Regions from separate parts of the Homo sapiens genome. Here region 1 is linked to region 2. A link is an interaction called in ENCODE POLR2A ChIA-PET data of the cell type or tissue named here. Cell type or tissue: HepG2. All regions are shown on one strand. Each heading gives the region's core, and the rest is flanking DNA. Links, peaks and the distances in the headings are about the cores only.

What was found. Peaks named below come from ENCODE experiments on the same cell type or tissue, not always from the same donor. Only the 100,000 strongest peaks of a DNase experiment are listed, where the experiment ranks them.
Region 1: POLR2A ChIA-PET joins it to region 2 with 19 read pairs; 9 of 35 experiments call an interaction of 5 or more read pairs at or near these places.

What each region holds. Positions count from the first base shown.
Region 1 is chr17:43,064,726-43,072,725 of GRCh38, reverse strand. BRCA1 (BRCA1 DNA repair associated) reads left to right here. Exons shown (of 23, transcript NM_007294.4): 15 at 1,488-1,798; 16 at 5,031-5,118. Among named protein-coding and RNA genes, the nearest start is that of RND2, 43 kb to the right of the region's middle. RefSeq lists a silencer at 483-688. In HepG2, for the core only: no CTCF peak of the experiment used is centred there; a DNase peak (open chromatin) is centred at 3,655; H3K4me3 peaks cover 371 bases.
Region 2 is chr17:43,121,979-43,134,500 of GRCh38, reverse strand. BRCA1 (BRCA1 DNA repair associated) reads left to right here and starts at 9,137. Exons shown (of 23, transcript NM_007294.4): 1 at 9,137-9,230; 2 at 10,386-10,484. The coding sequence starts at 10,405. It overlaps NBR2 (neighbor of BRCA1 lncRNA 2), which reads right to left and starts at 8,944. Exons shown (of 8, transcript NR_138145.1): 1 at 8,731-8,944; 2 at 3,231-3,293; 3 at 1,778-1,902; 4 at 1,364-1,545. RefSeq lists enhancers at 6,945-7,758, 8,687-8,776, 8,906-8,930, 8,827-8,956, 9,063-9,085, silencers at 7,765-7,782, 9,806-9,841, cis regulatory regions at 7,807-7,836, 8,187-8,216, 8,893-8,901, 9,063-9,085 and promoters at 8,886-9,152, 7,396-9,152. In HepG2, for the core only: CTCF peaks have their summits at 5,048 and 9,911; DNase peaks (open chromatin) are centred at 8,080, 8,980 and 9,920; H3K4me3 peaks cover 3,004 bases.

The sequences.
Region 1 (8,000 bases), core at 1-8,000, 57 kb after region 2:
AGGCTTGGTGGCTTATGCCTGTAGTCCCAGCTACTCGGGAGGCTGAGGCAGGAGAATCGCTTGAACCTGGGAGGCAGAGGTTTCAGTGAGCTGAGATCGCGCCATTGCACTCTAGCCTGGGCAACAAGAATGAAACTCCATCTCAAAAAAAAAAAAAATCAGCTGGAAGGTGGCAAACACCTGTGGTCCCAGCTACTCAGGAGGCTGAGACAGGAAGATCACTTGAGTCCAGGAGGTCAAGGCTGCAGGTGAGCCATGTTTGTGCCACTGCACTGCAGCCTGGATGACAGACCGAGACCCTTCTCAAAAAAAAAAATATTACCCGTACTCTTTTTTGAGACGGAGTTTCACTCTTGTTGCCCAGGCTGGAGTGCAATGGCGCAATCTCGGCTCAGCGCAACCTCCGCCTCCTGGGTTCGAGCGATTCTCCTGCTTCAGCCTCCCCAGTAGCTGGGATTACAGGCATGCACCACCACGCCCGGCTAATTTTTTGTATTTTTAGTAGAGACAGGGTTTCTCCATGTTGGTCAGACTGGTCTCGACCTCTTGACCTCAGGTGATCCGCCCACCTTGGCCTCCCAAAGTGCTGGGATTACAGGCCTGAGCCACCGCACCCGGCCTGTACTCTTATTCTTTAATAATAAAATATTTCTGTGTTTCTTTAGTCATTTTACATAAACTTTTATTTATTTATTTATTTTTATTTATTTATTTTTTTGAGACGGAGTCTCGCTCTGTTGCCCAGGCTGGAATGCAATGGCTCAATCTCAGCTCACTGCAAGCTCTGCCTCCCGGGTACACGCCATTCCCCTGCCTCAGCCTCCCTAGTAGCCGGGACTACAGGCGCCCGCCACCACGCCCAGCTAATTTTTTTTTTTGTATTTTCAGTAGAGACAGGGTTTCACTGTGTTAGCCAGGATGGTCTTGATCTCCTGACCTCGTGATCCACCCGTCTCGGCCTCCCAAAGTGCTGGGATTACAGGTGTGAGCCACCGTGCTCGGCCCATAAACTTTTATTTTTAAAATAATGTCATGATAAATAATATTGCTTAGGTGTCTTTAATATATTAGTAACATTTCTGTTTTATTGTACATCAACATTTATATTCAAATTAATGGGTGAAGAGTACTCCATTGGACTAGGTATATCGTAATTTAATCTCCTATTATTGGACAACTACATTGTTTCTAAAATTATACTATTCCTATGACTAAACCTTTGCATATATCTTTTATCTCCCTAGGATATATTTCTAAAACTAGCATTGTTGACTGAAAGTGTAAATACGTGTTAAGGTGTTTGCTACATAATGCCATATTTCCTTTTTAGGAAACTAAGCTACTTTGGATTTCCACCAACACTGTATTCATGTACCCATTTTTCTCTTAACCTAACTTTATTGGTCTTTTTAATTCTTAACAGAGACCAGAACTTTGTAATTCAACATTCATCGTTGTGTAAATTAAACTTCTCCCATTCCTTTCAGAGGGAACCCCTTACCTGGAATCTGGAATCAGCCTCTTCTCTGATGACCCTGAATCTGATCCTTCTGAAGACAGAGCCCCAGAGTCAGCTCGTGTTGGCAACATACCATCTTCAACCTCTGCATTGAAAGTTCCCCAATTGAAAGTTGCAGAATCTGCCCAGAGTCCAGCTGCTGCTCATACTACTGATACTGCTGGGTATAATGCAATGGAAGAAAGTGTGAGCAGGGAGAAGCCAGAATTGACAGCTTCAACAGAAAGGGTCAACAAAAGAATGTCCATGGTGGTGTCTGGCCTGACCCCAGAAGAATTTGTGAGTGTATCCATATGTATCTCCCTAATGACTAAGACTTAACAACATTCTGGAAAGAGTTTTATGTAGGTATTGTCAATTAATAACCTAGAGGAAGAAATCTAGAAAACAATCACAGTTCTGTGTAATTTAATTTCGATTACTAATTTCTGAAAATTTAGATCTAGATAAAGCTATAGTGTGGATTATTTTATGTATATTTACTTGAGAAAATAATTATTAAATATTAGTGGAAAAGCTATACTTTGGGTATGATATAGGACTTTCGAATTGGAATTTTCCTTTCTATCTGTAAAAGCAAGTAGGTATAGTTTTATTCCCCAGAAGGCATCTTTTTCTCCCCCTTGTCTCACATGGGTGAATTTACCAGCATATTTAACTAAATTCAGACTGGTTCCAAATGTACTGCCAGATAGTAGCATTTCTCTAGTGTTTGTTTTCATCCTGGCTTGTAAGAATGCCCTGCCACTTCTGCCCTGCAATATCCCTTGCTATTAGGATTTTGGCATCACCTTGGGTCCTTAATGCCAGAAATGGGAATTGCTTCATACTGTGGAAAAATACCCATTAAAATATTAAGACCAGTAAAACCTCGTTTCTGCTTGGGCTATTTGTGGATTTCAGACATCCTGAGAAGTTTACCACCCCTGTAATTAATTGTCATTGTCATCACTTCATAATAAAAATAATTGCATGGCCGGGCATGGTGGCTCAAGCCTGTAATCCCAGCACTTTGGGAGGCTGAGGTGGTCAGATCACCTAAGGTCAGGAGATCAAGACCAGCCTGACCAACATGAAGAAACCCCATCTTTACTAAAAATACACAATTAGCCGGGCGTGGTGGCGCATGCCTATAATCCCAGCTACTCAGGAGGCTGAGGCAGGAGAATTGCTTGAACCCGGGAGGCGGAGGTTGCGGTGAGCCGAGATTGCACCATTGCACTCCAGCCTGGGCAACAAGAGCGAAACTCTGTCTCAATAATAAGAAGAAGAATTGCGTGAATATTTCTTTAAAACTATGATGAGATAACATACCAGATTATCAAATGGATTCAGTAGTGGGTGTGCCATTTATTGCACACTGAGAGATGACCAAGTCATTCTGAAATATCTTTATTAATATATCCTTCCTAGGATTTTTCATCCTAACTTCTCCATAGGTAGTTACTTAGCATAACATCTCTGTGGCCAGATGTATCCCACTACTAAAAGGGCAAAGTAAGCTGTGGCTGCCCTGGTAGATACAATGAGTAAGTGCACAGTGATGGCTATAAATGTTTTCATCTCATAATCCCATGTCCAGACCAGCAATTTGCTCTGAAAGCTCTTACCTGTGTCTGTTTCAATGGCTCTTGATCACTTGCCTGCACGTCCAGAATTCCTTATTTATTCATTGAAAATTAGCGTTCTTTATCCCTTTGTTTTGCAAGTTCAGCTTTTTAGAGATGGCTAAAATGGTCTAATCTTTCTTGGCAAAGGCAATTCTGAGCTGCAGATTAGACTACAAGTGGCTTGGGTACATGTTGTCTTTAAACAAGCGAAGAGGAAAACTTTGAGCTCTATTCAGACTTGGTGAAGTGTGGTAAATTTATGATGAAAGCTACTGACTGTATTACACATGATTAATTCTGAAGCCCATATTAAGATGATCTTTTCAGCAGTTCAGCATTGCTCTTCTAACTGAACAGTTTCAAGGCTGGGATTTCAGCAATTAATCAGTTCAGAATTGCTAATGATCCTGGCGGAGGGTGGTAGCAAAAGGGGGAGGATGTCATTAGCTTCTCTAGCCTGCCTTTTTTCAGTGCCCTGTGGCAGTATGGAGTGAGGCAACATGAAAGAAAGATGGCCTGACCTTCATGGCAGTATTGTGCAACACGTAAATACTGGTGTGAGTGGCTGTGGCTATGGCTAGTAAATGATGGCCCTTGGTAAACAAAGTTATTTATCAGACAATACCTACCAGCTAGGTCAACTGTGCCCATAATTGATCTGGTTAATTTCTTTTGCTGCCTATTGATTTTTATTTGGTTGATAGATAATAGCTAGAGGACTCTAAATTTCTTTGGGGAAGAACATGAACCCCTTCTAAGCCTTCTTACGAGAGAATTGATCGCTTTTGCACTGACCTTTAGTAACATCCTGATTTCAGTGTTTTGTAACTATCAGAGGGTTGAGTCTTGGTTTTAAGCCATGTATATCTGTAGCATAACTTTCTGTGTAGGCTAGTTACCTCTCAGCTTATAAAGTGTAGGCTGATAAATTTATAGTACAGTAGAGTGTCACTATGCAAAGAAACGATCTTAGGGAATCGAATGATATCTGCTATTAAAGCAAAATTAATATATATTTTTTCTTTTTACTTTTTTTTTTTTTTAAAGACATGAAATCTCACTGTATTGCCCAGGCTGGTCTTGGTCTCAGACTCTTGAGCTCAAGCAGTCCTCCCACCTCAGCTTCCCAAAGTGCTGGGATTATAGGCATGAGCTGCCGTGTCTGGCCCAGTATATATTTTTTAAGTTTTAAGTTTTGTGGTACGTAGTAGGTTTATAATATTATTTTGAATCCTTAGTTGTAATTTTATGTCTGCTGATGTGTACATAATTTTTATTAAACTATTTATTTGAGACTTCAGGTATCTTTTTTTTTTTTTTGAGACGGAGTCTCGCACTCTCGCCCAGGCTAGAGTGCAGTGGCGCCATCTCGGCTTACTGCAAGCTCTGCTTCCTGGGTTCACGCCATTCTCCTGCCTCAGCCTCCTGAGTAGCTGAGACTACAGGTGCCCGCCACCACGCCTGGCTAATTTTTTGTATTTTTAGTAGAGACAGGGTTTCACCGTGTTAGCCAGGATGGTCTCGATCTCCTGACCTTGTGATCTGCCCGCCTCAGCCTCCCAAAGTGCTGAGATTACAGGCGTGAGCCACCGCGCCCAGCCGAGACTTCAGGTGTCTTAGAATTTTTTAAATGTACCCTTTCTGAGAAAAACAGAGACTTAAAGCTAGGATAACTGGTATTCTATTTTTTTTTTTTTTTTTTTTTTACCTCCAGCCTGGGTGACAGAGCAAGACTCTGTCTAAAAAAAAAAAAAAAAAAATTCACTTTAAATAGTTCCAGGACACGTGTAGAACGTGCAGGATTGCTACATAGGTAAACATATGCCATGGTGGAATAACTAGTATTCTGAGCTGTGTGCTAGAGGTAACTCATGATAATGGAATATTTGATTTAATTTCAGATGCTCGTGTACAAGTTTGCCAGAAAACACCACATCACTTTAACTAATCTAATTACTGAAGAGACTACTCATGTTGTTATGAAAACAGGTATACCAAGAACCTTTACAGAATACCTTGCATCTGCTGCATAAAACCACATGAGGCGAGGCACGGTGGCGCATGCCTGTAATCGCAGCACTTTGGGAGGCCGAGGCGGGCAGATCACGAGATTAGGAGATCGAGACCATCCTGGCCAGCATGGTGAAACCCCGTCTCTACTAAAAAATAAAAAAATTAGCTGGGTGTGGTCGCGTGCGCCTGTAGTCCCAGCTACTCGTGAGGCTGAGGCAGGAGAATCACTTGAACCGGGGAGATGGAGGTTGCAGTGAGCCGAGATCATGCCACTGCATTCCAGCCTGGCGACAGAGCAAGGCTCCGTCTCAAAAAAAAAAAAAAAAAACGTGAAAAAATAAGAATATTTGTTGAGCATAGCATGGATGATAGTCTTCTAATAGTCAATCAATTACTTTATGAAAGACAAATAATAGTTTTGCTGCTTCCTTACCTCCTTTTGTTTTGGGTTAAGATTTGGAGTGTGGGCCAGGCACGGTGGCTCACACCTGTAATCTCAGCACTTTGGGAGGCCGAGGCGGGTGGATCACCTGAGGTCAGGAGTTCGAGACCAGCCTGGCCAACGTGTTGAAACCCCGTCTCTACTAAAAATATAAAAATTAGGTGGGCGTGGTGGCAGGCACCTGTAATCCCAGCTACTCAGGAGGCTGAGGCAGCAGAATCGCTTGAACCCAGGAGGTGGAGGTTGCAGTGACCCAAGATCGCACCATTGCACTCCAGCCTGGGGACAAGAGCGAGATTCTTGTCTCAAAAAAAAAAAAAAAAAAAAAAGGTTTGGAGGGTGGTGAGCTGAGATAGTCAACTATTAACTCCTATCTACCTGCTGGGACTACACTGGTGAGGTGGAGCCTAAGTCCTAAAACAACAAGTGAGGCAGCTGGACGCGGTGGCTCGCATCAGTAATCCCAGCACTTTGGGAGCCTGAGGCGGGCAGATCACAAGGTCAGGAGTTCGAGACCAGCCTGGCCAATATGGTAAAACCCAGTCTCTACTAAAAATACATAAATTGGCTGGGCGTGGTGGTGTGCACCTGTAATCCCAGCTACTTGGGAGGCTGACACAGAAGAATTGCTTGAACTCTGGAGGCTGAGGTTGCAGTCAGCTGAGATCCTGCCACTGCACTCCAGCCTGGCGACAGAGTGAGACTCTGTCTCAACAACAACAAAAGAAAGAACAAGTGAGGCAAAACCTGGAGACCCCAGCTTCATGTAACACCTAGTTTGAGTATTGTTGAGAGTTTTTCAGGAAAAAAGTCTGATAACAGCTCCGAGATAGTCTTAACATATGAAAAAGCAAAAAAGGGAGGAGACAGATCATTTGTCCTATACCTTTCTCTTTTAAGGTTTTAATTATAACTTGTGTAATACAGGAGACCTCTGGGTGTTTTTAGTTGACTATAAACTAAATCTGAGTACACATTTCAGGGCTGCTAAAAATGCTTATTTGAAACTGGGCCGTATTAACACAAGCAGAGGCTCTGGAGCAAGTGAAGTACAGATCCAGAGCCCCACTGTATTCTCCAATGGAGTGATTGCCTGAAAGATGATGTCAGTTTTAAGCACCGTGCTTGGTTTTTAACATGGTCACTGACAAATTGGAGAGTGTTTATCCAGAGGTAGATGGTAAAGATACATAAAAGTAACTTGAAATACTGTCTTTTGAAGAAGAAATGAGAAGATTTAAGGAAATAAGACACTGTCTTCAAGTATCTGAAGAACCGTTACCCGGAAGAGAACTGTTATCTGGAACAGGATTAAGACTCACTCATGGGGCTCCAGAAAGCAGACGAGTGCATGGAGGACGCAGAAGATGCAGATTGTGTGGCTCAACTCTAAAATCTTTCTAACAAAATTAGTTCTCTGGATGTGTTCCAGTTCACTTGATGATGATTCTTTTGTTTTTGTTTTTGTTTTTGAGGTGTAGTTTTTCACTCTTGTTGCCCAGGCTGCTGGAGTGCAATGGCACGATCTTGGCTTGCTGCAACCTCCCCCTCCCGGGTTCAAGCGATTCTCCTGCCTCAGCCTCCCGAGTAGCTGGGATTACAGGAATGCACCACCATACCTAATTTTGTATTTTTAGTAGAGACAGGGTTTTTCCATGTCAGTCAGGCTGGTCTTGGACTCCCGACCTCAGGTGATCCACCTACCTCGGCCTCCCAAAGTGCTGGGATTACAGGTGTGAGCCATCGCGCCTAGCCTATGATGATTCTTTTCACAGAGATACAGGCACTTAAGGAGAGGATCTAAACCCCTTGGACACATTGCCGTTGAACTTCTAAGATCTTAGGTTTCCACTTACTCATGAAAATTATACCACAGGGTCAGAGGGTAGTGTTCATTGGAGCCAGGTGCCAGAACAAGTTATTACAAACTACTATTTTAGAGAAAAATGTCATTAAAGTTTAAGATACCTTAAGCTATAGGTTTGCATCAAAGTTAATGAAAGGTAAAAAGATGCCAAGCGTGGTGGCTCAGGCCTGTAATCCCAGCGCTTTGGGGGGCCAAGGCGGGCAGATCACGAGGTCAGGAGATCGAGACCATCCTGGCTAACACGGTGAAACCCCATCTCTAGTAAAAATACAAAAAATTAGCCGGGCATGGTGGCGGGCATCTGTAGTCCCAGCTACTCAGGAGGCTGAGGCAGGAGAATGGCATGAACCCAGGAGGCAGAGCTTGCCGTGAGCTGAGATCCAGCCACTGCACTCCAGCCTGGCTGACAGAGCAAGACTGCATCTCAAAAAAAAAAAAAAAAAAAAATGCAAATCAAATCTAAAGTAGTTCAGTCTTTAAACTCAAAGCCAATACATTTGCTTTGAACTACAAATGAACTGAAGTTTTTAAGTGTAATAAATGTTACTA
Region 2 (12,522 bases), core at 4,523-12,522:
TGTCCTCCATCAAGCCCATAATGTCCCTCAGTAATTCCACTGCATTTTTTTTGCAGCTGCTGTGTGCTGGAGCTGTGGGGAACCCCTCGGTAATCTCTTGTCTGCTTTTTAGGAACTCCTATCTCCAGATCTTCTTTTACTTCCCAAGCCACCCCACTTCTTTGAAAGGTCTGCAGGCTTGTCTACCTCTTCTCAGCTTGCTCTGCATGCCTTGGGGAAGCTCTTAAAGCATGGATCATGAAGGAGGGGGGCGGAGGAGAGGGAAATGCATGTTTCCACAAATGGACCATGAGCCCACCAGGCAGGCTCTAGATGGGGAAAAAAACCCCTTACATTATCATGTGACTTGTACAAGAAAAAAGGTACCTGCAAAGGGTCAAGGGACCAGAGAGGAGAACTTGAGAGGTATTCTGGAGGAGGCGACTTTTGATGTGAGCTTTCTAGGTGAGTAAAGGGCATTGTAGATGAAAGGACTGGCTGGTAAGTGGCCAGCAGATAGAAATACAGGCTGAGCTCAGGGGAGGGTACACCCAGAGGTGGGGAGGAAGGTAGGAAGTGAAAAAGGAGGCTGGGCGTGGTGGCTCACGCCTGTAATCCTAGCACTTTGAGTGTCCGAGGCAGGCGGATCACTTGAGGTCAGGAGTTTGAGACCAGCCTGGCCAACATGGTGAAACCCCATCTCTACTAAAACTACAAAAATTAGCTGGGTGTGGTGGTGTGCGCCTGTAGTCCCAGCTACTCAGGAGGCTAAGGTATGATAATTGCTTGAACCCGGGAGGCGGAGCTTGCAGTGAGCGAAGATCATGCCACTGCACTCCAGCCTGGGTAACAGAGTGAGATCCTGTCTCAAAAAAAAAAAAAAAGGAAGTGAAAAAGGAAAGGGAGAAGGCCAGAATGGAAAGGAGCTAAAGACAGACTGAGCAAGGCAGAGTTGGAGGCCAGCGCAGGAAGGGCTCAAAACATTTGCAAGGACAGTTCACATCCCACTGGTATGTCAGCTTAGATTTAAAGCACTACCCAGAGTTATTCAAAGCCAGACAGGAGAACTGCAGGCATCAGAATGCCCTGGGGACGGGTCCAAAATGCAGAATCCTAAGCCCCTAAAGAGTCACTCTACGATGAGATCCAAGAATTTGGGCTGGATCCCACTTCTCCTGTCCCCTGCCCTCACCACTGAGGACCTAAAGCATAATAAAAGGGGACAATCTCTGCCCTAAATAATCCCTTTTGGCAGTTACTTTCTGTTTTCAAACTTCAAATCTGTCCTCTGGGACTAACCTAGGAGATGAGGGATAAGGGAATTAACATTTATGGAAAATGGAGGAACCCACATAGGCACCTGTGTTCACCTAATATTCCTTACCAAGCAGTGGGTGCTGCCATTATCTCCATTGTATGGATGAGAAAACAGGCTTAAAAGAGGTTAATCGACCAGGTGCGGTGGCTCACGCCTGTAATCCCAGCACTTTGGGAGACCGAGGACAGCGGATCACGATGTCAGGGGATCGAGACCATCCTGGCTAACACAGTGAAACCCCGTCTCTACTAAAAATACAAAGAAAAAAAAAAATTAGCTGGGCGTGCTGGTGGGCGCCTGTAGTCCAAGCTACTCAGGAAGCTGAGGCAGGAGAATGGCGTGAACCCGGGAGGCAGAGCTTGCAGTGAGCCAAGATCGCGCCACTACACTCCAGCCTGGGCGACAGAGCGAGACTCCATCTCAAAAAAAAAAATAAAATAAAATAAAGAAAAAAAGAATTAGCTGGGCATGGTTGCGCACGTCTGTAGTCCCAAGCTACTCGGGAGGCTGAAGCAGGAGAATTGCTTGAACCCGGAGGCAGAGGTTGCAGTGAGCCAAGATCACGCCACTGCACTCCAGCCTGGTGACAGAGCGAGACTTCGTCTCTAAAAAAAGAAAAAGAAAAAGGAAAAAAAAAAAAAGAGGTTAAGTAACTTGGGCGGGGGCGGCCAGAGCCACAGAACTAGTAAGTGATAGAAGTAGGATTCTCACCTAGTTCTTTCTGATGCTAGTTGGAGAGGCAGCTTTGTTCAGTGGGTTTTAGAGCCAGGGCTGCTTAGGTTTGGATCTCACCTCTATCCCATATTATTTGCTGGGACTTCCTTAAAACAGTGTGGGGCTCAGGGCAACCCAATGAGTATGGGGCTAAGACAGCTGCCACCGAGTCAGCATTTTTCACAGGCCCCTCGAGATAGCACTGAAGACAGAAATTTCTAAATTGAATTTTATTGATGTTCAGGAAAGAGAAGTCAGTCACAACCCCCCTTGGCCCTCAGCCCCAAGCAGAGAGCCCAGAGTGTGTGACCTCAGGCAAGTACCAAAACCTCTCTGTGCCTCAGTTCCTCATCTGTAAATTGGGGCAAATGTCAGTTGATGTGAGGATTAAATATGATGATATCCTGGCTGGGCACAATGGCTCATGCCTGTAATCCCATAACTTTGGGAGGCTGAGGCCGCTGGATTGCTTGAGGCCAGGAGTTCAAAACCAGCCTGGCCAACATGGTGAAACCCCATTTCTACCAAATATACAAAAATTAGCCAGGCATGGTGGTGCATGCCTGTAGTCCCAGCTACTTGGGAGGCTGAGGCACAAGAATCGCTTCAACCCAGGAAGCAGAGGTTGCAGTGAGCTGAGATTGCGCCACTGCACTGCAGCCTGGATGACAGAGTGAGACTCTGTCCCAAAACAAAAAGAAAAGCAAAGCAAAGAAAGAAAAGGAGAAAAGAAAAGAAAATAAAAAGCTGATATCCTTTTTTTTTTTTTGAGACGGAGTCTCGCTCTGTCACCGAGGCTGAAGTGCAGTGGCACGATCTCGGCTCACTGCAAGCTCCGCCTCCTGGGTTCACGCCATTCTCCTGCCTCAGCCTCCCAAGTAGCTAGGACTACAGGCGCCTGCTGCCACATTTGGCTAATTTTTTGTATTTTTAGTAGAGACGGGGTTCAATAAAATGAAGCGAAATGGGGATGAAACATAATGAACCACAGCAGTTTTCTGTCCCTACTGTTCCCACCCTTCTGGGGAGCAAGATTTCAATGGAATCTTCTGGTGCTTCTCCCGACATCTCTTGCATGTCTCATTGTTTTTATTATTATTATTATTATTTTGAGACACAAATGAGCTAAGCGCTACTTCGAATTATTAAAGCCCATATCACTGGAGAAATAAGATCCCTATTCTGAACACCTAGCAATAAGTACCATAATATACTTTACCTCTTCATCTTCCTCATCCAGGTATTTTATTTTAATACTATTCAGATCAAATGAAACTTTTACCTACAAAAGAAATACACATTTAAAGGCAGGTTATAATGTACATAGAAGTCAAAGGATGAGTTGGGCATATTTCATTACATACTAAATATTTTATATGGTTAAAAAAATCCACAAAATCAGAAGACAACAAACAACCATCACAACCCACAGCAAAGGGTTAATATCTGCAACACACCCAGAGTATCAGCAAAACTGCTAATGATACAATTAACAACCCAGGAAAAAGTATACATAAAATTCATAGAAGAAGTCAGAACACCTAACAAATACCTCAGAAGACTTTCAAACTTTCTGGTGGTCAGAACAATGCAAATTGAAAGCAATGAAATGTCATCTAATCAGAACAGCAAATTGTGTGTATGTGTGTGAGCACAAAAAATGGGAAGACTTGGGTTCTAGACACAGCTCTGGCCCATTACTAGACATAAAACTGTGAGCAGGTCAGTTCACCTTTGAGCTTCAGTTCTTTAATCTGTAAAATAGGTCTAATATGTCTGTTTTGCCGATCTCACAGTGTTACCATAAGGATCAAATTAAAAATGAATATGCAAGTTCTTTCAAAATGTCATTCAAATATAAAAATATTATAATACAGGCCAGGCACAGTGGCTCATGTCTGTAATCCCAGGATTTTGGGAAGCAGAGGCAGGCAGATCGCTTGAGTCCAGGAGTTCGAGACCAGCCTAGCCAACATGGTGAAACTTCGTCTCTAATAAAAATACAAAAATTAGCTGGGTGTAGTGGCGCAGGCCTGTATTCCCAGCTACTCAAGAGGCTGAGGCAAGAGAATTGCTTGAATCTGGGAGGCAAGGTTGCAGTGCGCCAAGATCATGCCACTGCACTCCCGCCTGGGTGATAGAGCGAGACTCTGTCTCAAAAATAAAATAAAAAATTGGCCCGGTGTGGTGGCTCATGCCTGTAATCCTAGCAATTTGGGAGGCTGAGGTGGAAGGATCGTGAACCTAGGAGTTGAAGACCAGCCTGGGCAACAAAGCCGGACCCTGTCTCCTTAAAAAAATTAAGTTCAATTAAACATTTTTAAAAATAATAAACCAGTCATTAGAACCATAAACCTGTACTGTTTTTGACAATGTAATGCACTGCCCTGTAAAACACTACAATTAAGACTGTTATTTTAAGGACCCTGAAGTCTGTGAAGATCAGGCACTTTTTTGAAACCCTAAGATAATTATCCCCCAGTTTTCTCCATTCTTTGTTTCTACCTAGAACCAAGTTCACCACCAAAACGCAGTCCTGCTGACGTCAAGTATTCATTCATATGACATGTAATTACTGGGGTCGTTAAAATTTGGGCAGAATCTTTGTCAATTCACCAGGACCTTAGGCAAAAAATCAGGAAAATGAAGTGACTGACTCAGTCTGCCAAAAGCGGATATTCTGAAATACCACTTTCCAACTTTAAGAAACACTTCCTGCCAGGTGCGGTGGCTCACGCCTATAATCCCAGCACTTTGGGAGGCCGAGGAAGGCAGATCACGAGGTCAGGAGATCGAGGTCATCCTGGCTAACGCGGTGAAACCCCCATCTCTACTAAAAACACAAAAAATTAGCTGGGCGTGATGGCGGGTGCCTGTAGTCCCAGCTACTCGGGAGGCTGAGGCAGGAGAATGGCGTGAACCCGGGAGACAGAGTTCGCAGTGCACTAGCCGCGATCGTGCCACTGCACTTCAGGCTGGGCGACAGAGCGAGACTCAGTCTCAAAAAAAAAAGAAAAAAAAGAAACACACTTCCCTACTCGTTAGGGAAATTAATCTTCGTCTCTTTTTCTCAAATTACACAATTGGAAATTAATTTAGATATTCTGGAGCTCCTCCAGCTGGTGGGCCAACTAAGAGAAAACAGGAAGTGGGAGATTCTAGCTTAGCTGGACCATATCCAGGTCTCCATAAGGAACTCTCTTTGGCTGGCATGTAAAAAAATTCTTTCAGCAAGAGCATTAATCTTGAACGTGTGTAAACACGAAAGCTATGGTTAACCCTACCTGCTCCTTAGGTCTACAGCCAGTAGAGTCAGATAGCTGGGTCCTAGGCCTTCAGCTTTCATAATTGACATTATTGTTAAGTCCATGTGACTGACTCACCTTGTCTTGGCACAAGTTAGCTTTTCCTCCACATCGATTTTTTTTTCTTTCAGCCTCAACAAAATCCCTTTAATGAAACAAACCTGGCAACCCGAACTTTGGTTACTGTCTCCACCAGAGGCCTGTACAAGCCAAGTTATCCAAGCTGAGGCCGGGAGTGGTGGCTCATGCCTGTAATCCCAGCACTTTGGGAGGCCAAGGCAGGAGGATCGCTTGAGCTCAGGAGTTCAAGACCAGCCTGGGCTGGTCTTTGAGAAAGCGAGACTTTGTCTCGAAAAAAAAAAAAAAAGTGTGGCCTGAAAGTTGAGTGTTTGACAAAAAGGAGAAACAGTGCCTTTCCAAAACCAAAGGTCCCTAACCAAGATCTCTTTAACGGGGTCTCGAAAAAAGGAGAATGGGATGAGAAGGATATATGGGTAGTGTCATTTTTTAACTTGCAGATTTCATCCTAGTCTTCCAGTTATCGTTTCCTAGCACTCCATGTTCCCAAGATAGTGTCACCACCCCAAGGACTCTCTCTCATTTTCTTTGCCTGGGCCCTCTTTCTACTGAGGAGTCGTGGCCTTCCATCAGTAGAAGCCGGATGTTCTTGTGTCCGAAATTGGTGGGTTCTTGGTCTCACTGACTTCAAGAATGAAGTTGCGGACCCTCACGGTGAGTGGTACAGTTCTTAAAGATGATGTGTCCAGAGTTTGTTCCTTCTGATGTTCGGACGTGTTCAGAGTTACCTCCTTCTGGTGGATTCGTGGTCTCGCTGGCTTCAGGAGTGAAGCTGCAGACCTTTGCGGTGAGTGTTACAGCTCTTAAGGCGGCATGTCTGGAGTTTGTTCGTTCCTCCCGTCTGGAGTTGTTCATTCCTCCTGGTGGGTTCGTGGTCTCGCTGGCTTCAGGAGTGAAGCTGCAGACCTCTGCGGTCGGTGTTACCAGCAGATAAATGCTATGCGGACCCAAAGAGTGAGCAGCAGCAAGATTTATTGCAAAGAGCACAAGAACAAAGCTTCCACAGCGTGGAAGGAGACCAGAGCGGGTTGCTGCTGCTGGCTCAGGCAGCCTGCATTTTTTTTTTTTTTTTTTTTTTTTTTTGAGATGGAGTCTCCCTCTGTCACCCAGGCTGGAATGCAGTGGTGCAATCTGGGCTCACTGCAAGCTCCGCCTCCCGGGTTCACGCCATTCTCCTGCCTCAACCTCCCCAGTAGAGGGGATTACAGGCACCCACCACCGCACCCAGCTAATATTTTGTCTTTTTAGTAGAGTCGGGGTTTCACTGTGTTAGCCAGGATGGTCTCGATCTCTTGACCTCGTGATCCACCCCTCTAGGCCTCCCAAATTGCTGGGATTACAGGTGTGAGCCACTGGCACCCAGCGGGGCAGCCTGCTTTTATTCCCTTATCTGACCCCACCCACATCCTGTTGATTGGTCCATTTTACAGAGAGCTAATTGGTCCGTTTTGACAGGGTGCTGATTGGTGCATTTACAATCCCTGAGCTAGATATACACAGAGTGCTGATTGGTGCATTTACAATCCTCTAGCTAGACATAAAAATTCTCCAAGTCCCCACTACATTTGCTAGACACAGAGCACTGATTGGTGCGTTTACAAACCTTTAGCTAGACACAGAGTGCTGATTGGTGCATTTGCAAACCTTGAGCTAGACACAGAGCACTGATTGGTGCATTTACAATCCTTTAGCTAGACACAGAAGTTCTCCAAGTGCCCACCAGATTAGCTAGATACAGAGTGCTGATTGGTGCATCCCCAAACCCCAAGCTAGACACAGAGTGCTGACTGGTGCATATAAAATCCTCAGGCTAGACATAAAAGTTTTCCAAGTCCCCATCTGACTCAGGAGCCCAGCTGGCTTCACCTAGTGGATCCTGCGCAGGGCTGTGCCGGGCGCCTGCACTCCTCTCAGCCCTTGGGCAGTCGATGGGACCGGGCGCTGAGGAGCAGGGGGCGGTGCCCGTCGGGGAGGCTCAGGCCACGCTGGAGCTCACAGGGGTTGGGAGGGGGCTCGGGCATGGCGGGCTGCAGGTCCTGAGCCTTGCCCTGTGCAGGGCGGCTGGGGCCCGGTGAGAATTCAAGCGGGGTGCAGGCGGGCCGGCAGTGCTGGGGGACCCGGCGCACCCTCTGCAGCTGCTGGCCCGGGTGCTAGGCCCCTGACTGCCCGGGGCCGGGGGTGCGGGGCCCGCTGAGCCCGCGCCCACCTGGAACTCGCGCTGGCTGGCGAGCGCTGCGCGCAGCCCCAGTTCCCACACCCGCCTCTCCCTCCACACTTCCCCGCAAGCAGAGGGAGCCGGCTCTGGCTTCGGCCAGCCCAGAGAGGGGCCCCCACAGCGCAGTGGCGGGCTGAAGGGCTCCTCCAGCACGGCCAGAATGGACGCCAAGGCCGAGGAGGCGCCGAGAGCGAGCGAGGGCTGCTAGCACGTTGTCACCTCGCATTCTGAACCACAGACTCTCCAACTCTCCGGCGCTTTTCGCCCACTCGGTCCCTCAGAACACGAAGGGCTCTCTCATCCTGTCACTAAAACGATTAGCTGTCCGGAGACACGGAAAAAGTCGCCCCTCTTCTTTGCAGGATTCCTCCCTTGAACTTCTCCAAACCCTCTTAGTGTGACGTGACCCCACCCCTAGCTAACCCAGGCTGCTTCCTTACCAGCTTCCCGCCCCCTGGGGAGGCGGCAATGCAAAGACCGTCCGCTGCCAGCTCTGCCGCTATCTCTGTGGGGTGAATCTAACATGGCGGACAAAGACAGTAACTAGTCCCGTTTCTCCGCGTTTTCGCCAAGAAGATTGGCTCTTACCACTTGTCCCTCAAAACGACCACCCCATTGACTGGTGGCGATTGCGTCGACGGAGACGGGGCAAAAGCAAGCTGAACCCGAAAAATAACAAACACTGGGGCTGAGGGGTGGAACTACGAGTGCGCAGACATGGGCCAGAGCGCATTTCCCCTGCCCCAGGCAAATTCGGCGCTCACTGCGTCCCCGCAGGCCACTGACCTTACAAGACTACTTGCCCCAGACTCCTGGGGCTGGATGGGAATTGTAGTCTCCCTAAAGAGTTGTACGTATCTTTTTAAGGCCTAGTTTCTGCTTTCAAAATACGAAAACATAACACTCCAGTCCATAACTGTTGACAAGTACAAGCGCGCACAGGTCTCCAATCTATCCACTGGATTTCCGTGAGAATTGTGCCCGCTCTGGTATTGGATGTTCCTCTCCATAAGACTACAGTTTCTAAGGAACACTGTGGCGAAGACCTTTCATTCCGCAACGCATGCTGGAAATAATTATTTCCCTCCACCCCCCCAACAATCCTTATTACTTATATTTACCGAAACTGGAGACCTCCATTAGGGCGGAAAGAGTGGGGGATTGGGACCTCTTCTTACGACTGCTTTGGACAATAGGTAGCGATTCTGACCTTCGTACAGCAATTACTGTGATGCAATAAGCCGCAACTGGAAGAGTAGAGGCTAGAGGGCAGGCACTTTATGGCAAACTCAGGTAGAATTCTTCCTCTTCCGTCTCTTTCCTTTTACGTCATCCGGGGGCAGACTGGGTGGCCAATCCAGAGCCCCGAGAGACGCTTGGCTCTTTCTGTCCCTCCCATCCTCTGATTGTACCTTGATTTCGTATTCTGAGAGGCTGCTGCTTAGCGGTAGCCCCTTGGTTTCCGTGGCAACGGAAAAGCGCGGGAATTACAGATAAATTAAAACTGCGACTGCGCGGCGTGAGCTCGCTGAGACTTCCTGGACGGGGGACAGGCTGTGGGGTTTCTCAGATAACTGGGCCCCTGCGCTCAGGAGGCCTTCACCCTCTGCTCTGGGTAAAGGTAGTAGAGTCCCGGGAAAGGGACAGGGGGCCCAAGTGATGCTCTGGGGTACTGGCGTGGGAGAGTGGATTTCCGAAGCTGACAGATGGGTATTCTTTGACGGGGGGTAGGGGCGGAACCTGAGAGGCGTAAGGCGTTGTGAACCCTGGGGAGGGGGGCAGTTTGTAGGTCGCGAGGGAAGCGCTGAGGATCAGGAAGGGGGCACTGAGTGTCCGTGGGGGAATCCTCGTGATAGGAACTGGAATATGCCTTGAGGGGGACACTATGTCTTTAAAAACGTCGGCTGGTCATGAGGTCAGGAGTTCCAGACCAGCCTGACCAACGTGGTGAAACTCCGTCTCTACTAAAAATACAAAAATTAGCCGGGCGTGGTGCCGCTCCAGCTACTCAGGAGGCTGAGGCAGGAGAATCGCTAGAACCCGGGAGGCGGAGGTTGCAGTGAGCCGAGATCGCGCCATTGCACTCCAGCCTGGGCGACAGAGCGAGACTGTCTCAAAACAAAACAAAACAAAACAAAACAAAAAACACCGGCTGGTATGTATGAGAGGATGGGACCTTGTGGAAGAAGAGGTGCCAGGAATATGTCTGGGAAGGGGAGGAGACAGGATTTTGTGGGAGGGAGAACTTAAGAACTGGATCCATTTGCGCCATTGAGAAAGCGCAAGAGGGAAGTAGAGGAGCGTCAGTAGTAACAGATGCTGCCGGCAGGGATGTGCTTGAGGAGGATCCAGAGATGAGAGCAGGTCACTGGGAAAGGTTAGGGGCGGGGAGGCCTTGATTGGTGTTGGTTTGGTCGTTGTTGATTTTGGTTTTATGCAAGAAAAAGAAAACAACCAGAAACATTGGAGAAAGCTAAGGCTACCACCACCTACCCGGTCAGTCACTCCTCTGTAGCTTTCTCTTTCTTGGAGAAAGGAAAAGACCCAAGGGGTTGGCAGCAATATGTGAAAAAATTCAGAATTTATGTTGTCTAATTACAAAAAGCAACTTCTAGAATCTTTAAAAATAAAGGACGTTGTCATTAGTTCTTTGGTTTGTATTATTCTAAAACCTTCCAAATCTTAAATTTACTTTATTTTAAAATGATAAAATGAAGTTGTCATTTTATAAACCTTTTAAAAAGATATATATATATGTTTTTCTAATGTGTTAAAGTTCATTGGAACAGAAAGAAATGGATTTATCTGCTCTTCGCGTTGAAGAAGTACAAAATGTCATTAATGCTATGCAGAAAATCTTAGAGTGTCCCATCTGGTAAGTCAGCACAAGAGTGTATTAATTTGGGATTCCTATGATTATCTCCTATGCAAATGAACAGAATTGACCTTACATACTAGGGAAGAAAAGACATGTCTAGTAAGATTAGGCTATTGTAATTGCTGATTTTCTTAACTGAAGAACTTTAAAAATATAGAAAATGATTCCTTGTTCTCCATCCACTCTGCCTCTCCCACTCCTCTCCTTTTCAACACAAATCCTGTGGTCCGGGAAAGACAGGGACTCTGTCTTGATTGGTTCTGCACTGGGGCAGGAATCTAGTTTAGATTAACTGGCATTTTGGCTTTTCTTCCAGCTCTAAAACAAGCTCCATCACTTGAAATGGCAAAATAAAATCATGGATGAGGCCGAGGGCGGTGGCTTATGCCTGTAATCCCAGCACTTTGGGAGGCCAAGGTGGTAGGATCACGAGGTCAGGAGATCGAGACCATCCTGGCCAACATGGTGAAACCCCCTCTCCACTAAAAATACAAAAATTAGCTGGGCGTAGTGGCATGTGCCTGTAATCCCAGCTACTCAGGAGGCTGAGGCAGGAGAATCACTTGAACCAGGAGGCAGATGTTGCTGTGAGCCAATATGGCACCACTGAACTCCAGCGACAGAGCTAAACTCCATCTCAAAAAAAAAAAAAAAAAAAAAAAAACATGGATGATCGGTGTCGTTGAGAGGATAGGTATTTGGAAGAACCTTTGTTTGAAACTGGCTCTGTACATACAATGAAATTACATACTTATTTACATACAATGAAATGCAGAGGTTTTTTTTTTATATAGGATCTCTGTCGAGAGGCTGGAGTGCAGTGGTGCTATCACAGCTCACTGCAGCCTCAACCTCGTCAGGCTCAAGCAATCCTCCCACCTCAGCCTCCAGAGTAGCAGGGACGATAGGTGTGCACCACCATGCCCAGCTAATTTTTGTATTTTTTTTTCTTTTTTTGAGATGGAGTCTTGCTCTGTTGCCCAGGCTGGAGTGCAGTGGCGCGATCTCAGCTCACTGCAAACTCTGCCTCCCGGGTTCATGCCATTCTTCTGCCTGAGCCTCCTGAATAGCTGGGACTACAAGCACCCACTACCACGCCCGGCTAATTTTTTGTATTTTTTTTTCTTTTTTAGTAGAGGCGGGATTTCACCGTGTTAGCCAGGATAGTCTTGATCTCCTGACCTTGTGATCCACCCGCCTGGGCCTCCCAAAGTGCTAGGATTACAGGCATAAGCCACTGCGTCCAGCCATTCTTGTATTTTTCTGTTGTAGAGATAGGGTTTTGCTATGTTGGCCATGCTGGTCTCAAACTCCTGACCTCAAGTGATCTACCCTCCCTTGGCCTCTCAAGGTGCTGGGATTACAGGCCTGAGCCATTGCACCCAGCCATGGTCTAAAAATCTTGATTGAAATACCACCTTTTCATTTCCAGACACCCCTATTTAAAATTACCACACCCCCAGCACACACTTTATCTTCTATTCCTGCTGCTTCTCCATAACACTGATTACTAGCTGACATTCTATGTAATGTATCCATTTTTTATCTCTAGTCCCACAGAATGTAAACTCCAGGATGGGATTTTTGTTTTGTTTACATACATCTGTATGTTCAGTAGTTAGAACGGTACTTGGGACCTAGTTGCCACTCAATAAACATTTGTCAAATAAATAATAAACTAAACTAAATTAGTTCTTTAATTTTTTTAAATATGGTGATGGTTAGTAGTGAGTAACATTCAAAAAATAAGTTGAAAAGTTGTACCATTGCCTCTTACCCACAATAAAAAAGGGTAAATTCTTTTCTGCTTTATGAAAGTTGTTTTTCATATTTGAAGTCAAGTTAATCAGATTAAGGAAAATGTATGTTGTGTTTTCAGAGCGATACAAGATTTATAAATAACCATCCTCTCCCTTGCCCTTCAACATTATAGCTAAACAAAAATAAGAGGAAAACAGGATTCACAATTTATCAATTTATTGAAAATCAGAGCCAGAGAAGCAGGAAATGACATTGTAGGAAAAAACTGCTTTTG